Linked DNA regions of Homo sapiens: region 1 is linked to region 2. A link is an interaction called in ENCODE POLR2A ChIA-PET data of the cell type or tissue named here. Cell type or tissue: MCF 10A. All regions are shown on one strand.

The links. Peaks named below come from ENCODE experiments on the same cell type or tissue, not always from the same donor. Only the 100,000 strongest peaks of a DNase experiment are listed, where the experiment ranks them.
Region 1: POLR2A ChIA-PET joins it to region 2 with 5 read pairs; 6 of 35 experiments call an interaction of 5 or more read pairs at or near these places.

The regions. Positions count from the first base shown.
Region 1 is chr10:103,701,493-103,705,492 of GRCh38, reverse strand. All of the region lies in intron 5 of SH3PXD2A (SH3 and PX domains 2A), which reads left to right. Among named protein-coding and RNA genes, the nearest start is that of SH3PXD2A-AS1, 43 kb to the left of the region's middle. In MCF 10A, no CTCF peak of the experiment used is centred here; no DNase peak of the experiment used is centred here.
Region 2 is chr10:103,755,906-103,759,905 of GRCh38, reverse strand. The region is part of intron 3 of SH3PXD2A (SH3 and PX domains 2A); the gene reads left to right. Among named protein-coding and RNA genes, the nearest start is that of SH3PXD2A-AS1, 11 kb to the right of the region's middle. RefSeq lists a silencer at 241-535 and enhancers at 2,666-3,321, 3,322-3,979. In MCF 10A, no CTCF peak of the experiment used is centred here; DNase peaks (open chromatin) are centred at 645, 1,755 and 2,005.

The DNA of each region.
Region 1 (4,000 bases), 54 kb after region 2:
GCTGATGTGTGTCAAGGGTTTAGTTTAGCACCTGGCATAATGTAAATGCTTGACAAATGTAGTGCTCTTGTCAATAATAGTATTAATAATAATAAGAGCAGCACTACCACTCCCACCTTTGGGTAAGAAGAGCTCACTCACGGTGGGGAGAACTGCTCAGTGGTGACTCCCACCAAGGCCTGGCCCACGCCCGCCCTTCCCTCCCCCTGTTTGCCACCATACTTTGGGGTTCATGGGCACAAGCCTGCTCCGGGACCTCGGGGGCTTTACCTTGGTGTAGAAGCTCAGGAGAGGTTGCTTGGTGGAGGATGGAGGTGGCGGCCCACGGCTGGCCTGCTGGGACCTGTAGTGGACAGGCTGGTGAGCAGGCAGGGCCCTCACTGTAGTTGCAGCTGAGCTGGCCCAGGAGCATTCAGGGTTGACAGGAAGGCAGCTGGAGAAGGCTGGGAGCATGGAGGTATTACCTAGGTATTACCTAGGGTTCCTGGATGGCCCCCCTGCTACAAGCAGGACACAGGCTTGTCCTGTGAGCCTGGAGCTGGAGGCCTCTTTGCAAAAGCCCAATCAGGGAAACTAAGGCACAGAGAGGGCTGCCACCACCCAGGTCATGCTGCCTGCTCAGACAGCCAGGCCTGGAACCCATGTCTCGGGCCTCACAGGCTGGGATGGCCCTGGTTTGGCATCTTACAGGACTCCTCCCTAGACCCCGTCCTTTACATGTATGCTCTGGCAGACCCTGGGGAAGCCCCCAGGCCGCCCTGCACCCAGGCTAGCCCAGGAGCCACCCATCCCTGGGCACACAGGCCCTTGGCCAGGAGCCCGTTTGTCCTGCGTTTTGAGTGCCTGCTGTGAGGAGCATGGCAGCCACTGCCCTCTGTGGAACAGGCTCATTAAGTCAGCCTCTTGGTCCAGCATCGAGGGGGATCCAGACTTGGCTGTCACTCCTGTCGCCTCTGGGGAGACCCGTCAGCCTGGCAGCAGCAAGGGATTCTGGGGGAATGTGAAAGTGATAACAGTCATTCAGATGGACCTGGAAGTCCCCAGCTCTGCCACCCCCAGTGCTGCCAGCCACCAGCCACCAGTGTGGTCTCAGCAAAGTGGCTTTACCCTGCAGAGCCTGGGTTTCTTCATCTCTGTACAGACACCCCAAGCCTTGCTCCCCCCTCCCCCTGAGGCCAGCCAGGCCCGTGTCCCTGCTTCTTCCCATGCTGCTCCTCCTCCAGTGGCCACCGCCCCCACCTTCCTGGCTCCTTCTCTCAGTGCCCTCCTTTGGCCAAGCCCATTCTGTCCCAGGTGGTTCTGTCATTTCCCCTGCAAGTCACAGCTCTTCCAGAGTCCCTCCCTCTCCCCTCTCGAGGGTGAACCAGTGCTGGCAGCAGGGCCCTGTGACTGGCAGGTGGAGCTGGAGCAGGTGGAGGATCTGTGTATGCGCTCCCTGTTACTGAGCCTGACTGTGCACGGGGGACTTTATGTGTATTAACTTGTTTATCCCCCAGCAATCCAATTAGGTGGATCATTTCAGTCTCTGCACTTTATAAATGAAGACAGAGACCCTAAATAATCTGTCTGGCAGAGCTGGGATTTGAACCTAGGCAGCTACACACACACAGAGAGACACATACACACACATGCACACACGCACCATGGGAGCCAAGCAAACCTTCTGGCCATACCATGTCAGAGTCTGGACTGTACTGTCCAATAAAGTAGCCAGTAGCCACGGTGGCTCTTTAAATCTAAGTCTTAATTAAACAAAATGAAAAATTCAGTGTTTGAGTCATACTGGTCACAATTCAGTGTTTGAGTGCTCAGCGCCACTGTGGCCAGTGGTACCATACTGGACAGGACAGATAGAGACTATTTCCATTACCCCGGAGAATTCTACTGGACAGCTCCTTTGAGGGCACCACTGTTGGGGACAGAATTGGAACATTCAGTGCTATTGGGGGTCAAAATCAGAGTGGGCTTTCTGGAGGAGGTGCCCCTTCCTTAGGCCTTGAAAGTTGTGAAACACTAGGCAGGGCAGGAGGGGGCCTGTGGTGGTTGCAGCACAGACAACCGAGTCTGCAGCCTTGCCTCCCATTGCAAGCTGTGTGACACCAGGCAAGTGACTTAAGCTGACTGAGGTGCATCTGTAAAATGGGGCTAACGCAGCTGCCTCTGTTGGGCTGGGCACATCTGGCTGCTTGGTGCTTGTGGGTTTGTCACATGGTGTCTAGGAAAGTCTGGGAGGTTCAGGTTCCTTCACTGTAAGAGGCGATCACCCGGGCCTCCCAGGGCCATGCAGGTGGGCTAGGTGTGTGGGAGGAGTGTGGGGCCCTCCGAGTCCTCTTTCCCACAGAGGCCAAGGCAGAAACAAGCACAGCCTGACTTTGGGTGGGCTCCTTGGCCTCCATGGGAAATAGGGAGCTCCTTGGCCCAAGCTCCCAGTCTCAGGTCGAAACTAGGCCAGGGCTGGGGAGTTAGGGGCCATCAGCCAAGGATCGACCCAAGAGGTCTGTGCTCTGCAGTGGGGCCCTGGTATCTGCCCGTGTGTCACACACACCCATACACACACGTGACACAGAGACCAGGCACATGTCTGCAGATGGGGCCAGTGTAGCTTGAGGGGCAAAGCAGTCCTCTGGCTCCCCCGACACAAGTCCTCACCCCACCACCTGAACAAGGGAAACCAGAAGGAGCTAGAAATGTGATCCTCAGGCACAGAGCTGGTGCCACAGCCTTCAGGGAGAATCTCTCTTTAGGAATACTGCCGCTGGGTTGTTCTCAGCAACTTCCTTCTAAAATCTGAGCTGCTTCCTCTGGGGCTCAGTCCAGCCCCAGCTGCCTGTCCTGCTCCCCCAAGACATACAGCCTTCTTGCCCTCCGCACCCAGCATGCACACACACACACACACGCACACACACAGGCTTACATCTGTTCCTGCCCCTGCACCGTTGCTCACACCATCCCTTCCACCCCAAATCTCCTTCCTGCTTCTGCTCTTTTTAAACAGTCTTCATCTTTCAAGGGCTAGCTCTAGTGCCCCATCTTCCACATAGCCCTCCCTGACCACCCCAGACCACTCTGATCTCCCTGTCCTGGAAATTTCTATACAGTGTTTCCTTTGACCAAGCTTTGGGGCACCTGATCACAAGGGAACTTGTATGTTGTCTTTTCGTGGGTGTTTGCCATCTCTTTCCAGCTAGATGGACAAAAAAATGAAAAAGAGGGCAGGACAGTGTGTCTTCTGCCACTCTCTTACTTCATACACAAGACTGGGTCTACAACAGACCTTCAGTCAAGATGTGGATGGATGGTGGATGAATGATGGATGGATGGATGGTGGATGGATGGTGAATGGATGATGGGTGAATGGTAGATGAATGATGGATGGATGATGGATGGATGGCTGGATGATAGGTGGATGGATGATGGATAGATGGATGGATGATGGTGGATGGATAGATGGATGATGGATGGTGGATGGATGATGGTGGATGGATAGATGGATGGATGGATGGATGGTGGATGGATGTTGGATGGATGGTAGATAGATGATGGATGGCTGGATGAAGGATGGATGGATGGTGGTTGGATGATAGATGGCTGGATGGTGGATGGATGGATGGATGATAGATGGATAGATGGTAAATGGATGGTGGATGGATAGATGGTAGATAGATGATGGACAGATGGATGACTGGATGAAGATAGATGGATGGATGATGGATGGTGGATGGATGGCTGGATGGATGATGGACGGATGGATGGCTGGATGAATGATGGATGGATAAATGATGGATGGATGGATGGCTGGATGAATGATGGATGGATGGATGATGGATGGATGGTGGATGGATGGATAGATGATGGATGGATGGTGGATGGATGGATGATGGATGGATGATGGATGCATGATGGATGGATGATGGATGGATGAATGGATAGATGATGGATGGGTAGTGGATGGATGGATGGTGGATGGATGGATGATGGATGGATGGATGAATGGATGGAT
Region 2 (4,000 bases):
GAGGTCTCTTGCTTTTTGGAGGGGTGGGCAGAAATCAAATTCCTTAGGACATTGGGCCAAGCGTGGCGGGGTCACCAGCCTCTCAGGGCAGCCTACTGTTTACTTGGAATTTTCTGCCTTGTTTTAGAAGATGACTGTGGAAAATCCATCTCCTGTTGCCCATCCTGGGATTGGAGTAGATTTCCTGTGTATCCCGAGTTTGCTGGCCTGAGGAGACTCCCTGAGAGGAAATGGTCATTACGACATGAAGTAGAGTGTGTAGCTGCTGATGTAAAAAGCAAACAACTGTGGCCAGGGATTGAGGGACTTCAGAAGCCAGGCAGTGGAGCAAAAAGAGCTGCACTCCCTCTGCAAAGGCTGTGCGAGGTCCCCTCCCACTAGCAAGCCATCTGTGTCTCTGTACTGGCTGGCACTGGGCCTCTGGGCTTCCAGAAAGCCCTTCATCCTAATAGCTGAGTTAGTCCCATGCATCGCTATCCATATCCCCAGGTTGATGAGTCCTGGAGAAGTGAGATTGCTTAGGGAGAAAAGTGAATCTATAACCATAATCAAGGTAGGCGTTGCCAGCCTGCAGACAGCCTTGTGACCTTATGAGCTTAGAGGTATATTTTTAGTCAGCAGGCATGCTTGCTTCTTTTGTACTGACTCGCCAGTTTACGTAACGGCCCTGTAATGAAGAGGCAGTTTGGAGCCACAGTGCAGAGGGTGCTGGGTGAATTGCAAGCATGTTCTCCGGGGCCTTCCTCTCCCAGCCCCCAGAGCCCTGTGCAGAAGATCCGGTATTTGTTCCAGCATAGAAGGAAGCAGGGGGAAGGGATGTCTTTAACTAGAGCTGGTCCGTGGCCCGCTCCCTGGGCTATAGGTGTCTGTGTGTGTCTCCACCAGGCACCAGCTGAGAAAGCCCTTCCTGAAGGGCCCTGGATGCTATGAGGGAGGTTGTGGCTCAGAGATTTCACCAGACTGCAACCCCCAAGGAAGAGAGGTTGAGAAGTTTCTGGGTCCCACAGGTGACCTGGGATGTCAGGAAAAGCCAAACTATGTGATGGAGAAGGAAAAATAGGGTCTGTTGGTAATTCTGGGGTTTAAAAAGGTCAACAAGATTATAGGCCTGAGAGGCACCGTGTGCCATCTTAAACACAGCTTTCCTCCAACCTCCACTGGAGGTATTTTGTCTTCTCTTGATGTAATTACTGCTTCCCATCCCCAAAAATCAGTCTCCTACTCTGTAATCTGGACGGGCAGTTTTCAGGGCCTGCTGTCAGCAGCTGACTCTGAACACAGCGTGGAATAGCTACATTCATTCCTTTCTATCACAGATATTTATTGAACACATACTGTGTGCCAGCTGTGGTCACTGGTGATATGACTGAGAACAAAGTAGGCCTGGTTGTGGTTCTCAGGAAGTTTACCTTCCAGTGTGGGAGTCAGAAGACAAATAGATGAGCAATTTCCAAGAGTGATGAGTGCCAGAAGGAAAAATAACCAGGTCATGTGGCAGGTGCTACAGCTCAAGGCATCTGAAATTAGATGGTCACAAAGGGCTTCTTTGCAGAGGTGACATCTCCACTGAGTAGGTTTGGATCATCAGGGCCCAGGGGTGCCAGGCTTGGGGGGACAGCAAGAACAGTAACCTTAGTCGGACCACCGGTATATGTTTGAAGAACAGTAAGAAGTGTGTGGAACAGTGAGGAGTGCTGAGTCACCCAGAGACAGCTGGGCAGACAGGACTTGTGGAGCCAAGACACTCCAGAGCGGCTCCACCTGTGTGTTTGTGAGCTGTGCCATCTGGCCCAGTCACACGGACTCCAGGCTCTGTAGCATCATCTGTCAAATGGGTTGATCATGGTTTGGTGACATCGCAAGCAGTTAATGCATGGAAAGCGCTGTGTGGCGTGCAACGGGAGAGGACTGGTGCCGCAAGCCTGTCTGTGCTCGTGGTGGCTTTGCCGCAGGACACAGATGTGGGATTTCCTTTGCCCTCCCCACTCTGTGCTGAGTCAGCTCTTCCCACTGCAGCCCAGGCCGCAGCCCAGGCACAGCCTCACTTCCTGCAGTTCTTTCCCGGCCTGTGGTAACTTGCAAAGCAGCAAGGAGCTTGTTTCTAAAGAGCAGATGACCCAGATGGCTGATCTGGGATGAAAGGTGGGGATCCGGCCTCTGATCACATGGCAGTGTCACTGTCACTACCTTCCAGACTCCGAGCTGCAGACCCTCCAGGTCTTGCAGGGAGTAACAAGCTTTGCAGGGGTCAGCCACGCAAGGGGCTTTTTTACTTTTGAAATGTAGATCAGTCTCCCAAGCCCTTCCCCCGCGACATCCCCACATTCCAAGACCAGGAAAAGAGCCAGGCCACCTTGTTACAACTTGGTATGTGCCTTCCCAATCATTCTAGAAGGGAATCAGCTCCTGAACACCTACCCCCAACCCTCCGTCCTGGATGGATTGTATCCTAGGTATCTTCCCCAGGAACTTTCTGATCTGGGCCGAAAAGCCTGTCTCTTCTCATGGTCTCAGTCAGTCTGTGTCATCTAAGACGCAGAAAATGCACCCGGGCCTGGGTCTCCAGAGTCCTGGATTCTAGTGCACCCCATGCTAATCACCATGGCACAAAATTGAAGAAGTTAAGTTTGAGCAATCAGGGATCACCTTGCTTGTTGGCAAAGTCACCAGAAAGTGACAGGCATGATTTCAGGGCTCGGTGACACTCCTGTCCTTTACCCTCCACTCCCTCCCCCTGGAAATACATCCTTTCCTTACCTGATGCCTAAATGTCCTTTTACAAGGTTGGATCCTTTCCCTCCATGCTGAGAGAGTACAGTTATACCCTGGTGTCCCCAGGGTTGGTGCTTCCAGCCAACTCATACTCCAGCGTAGATGGCAGACTGGATGGTTACTGAGACCAGGGTTGATAGAGGTGAGAGGGCAAGTGGGCAGCTGAGGCTAGAGACAGAAGAAGGTGCTAGGCCTCAAAGGCCTGTGTGGAGTCTGGAGAAGGGGCTGGCGGGAGCTTGCACGGAGCAGAGGAGACCAGCTGGGGTCCTGGAGAGGCAGGTGAGAGGGCAAAGGTGACTTGGCCTAGGCTGGGCCCTGGGTGGAGGGAAGTAGACTGAGGTCTGTCTTAGAAGGACAGCCAAGAGGCCATGCTGATGGATTGGAGGTGGTGGGGTGGGGTCGAGGATGACTGCCCATAGCTCTGTCTGGGCAGCCCTGGCCAAGATGGCAGAAGGAGTGTTTCACCTCACCACCACTCCCCACTCCTGCCTGTGGGCTGCATCCGTGGGGGTGAAGGGAAAGGACTTCCTCCCTCCTCCCTGAGGTGGCCGAAGCCTTTGGAGCATATGAAAGGTGCTTTGTGGTGGGCAGCCTCCCTCCCCAGGAGCCTCTGGGCACTGGGCACTCTGGTTTCTGGGTCCAGGTTTCACTGAGGGCTCGGGAGTGGCAGCAGCGGGTGATGGTGGTGGAGGGGAACACTGAGGCGCATTGAGAAGGAGCTCCGGCCCCCAACAACTTCTTAGGAGGTGAGGGGCACTGGAAGAGATAAACTCCCACAGTGTCCCTGGCCTAATCCCGCACACTGCCCTCCTGGGTCACTCCAACTGGACCCAGGCCCAAGGACAAAGCCCCAAGCCAGAGCTCTTCTCTGGCAGGGACTGAGCTGGCTCTAGGCATCACCTGTGTGAACTGATGTATCATTCATCCAGGGCTGCCTGGCACCCAGCAGATCCATCGTTCTGGGCGCTGAAAATACCTCCTCCCCCTTCACCTCCACAGTTCCCAGGACTGATGTCCACTGAGGAGGCCCCAGGATGCCAGGCTGCCCAGCCTCCAGACCACAGTTGGCCCCAGGGGACTGGCATGGCCTGAAGATGGAGCCCGTTCATCTGAATGTACCTTCAAAAGGGAAGGGAGGAGGCAAATGTGGAGGGTGGGGGTTGGCTGGCAGCCTCGCCTTTCTCTACCTGTCAGGGACAGGGTGGCCTGGCGACACCCCTGCAGGCTT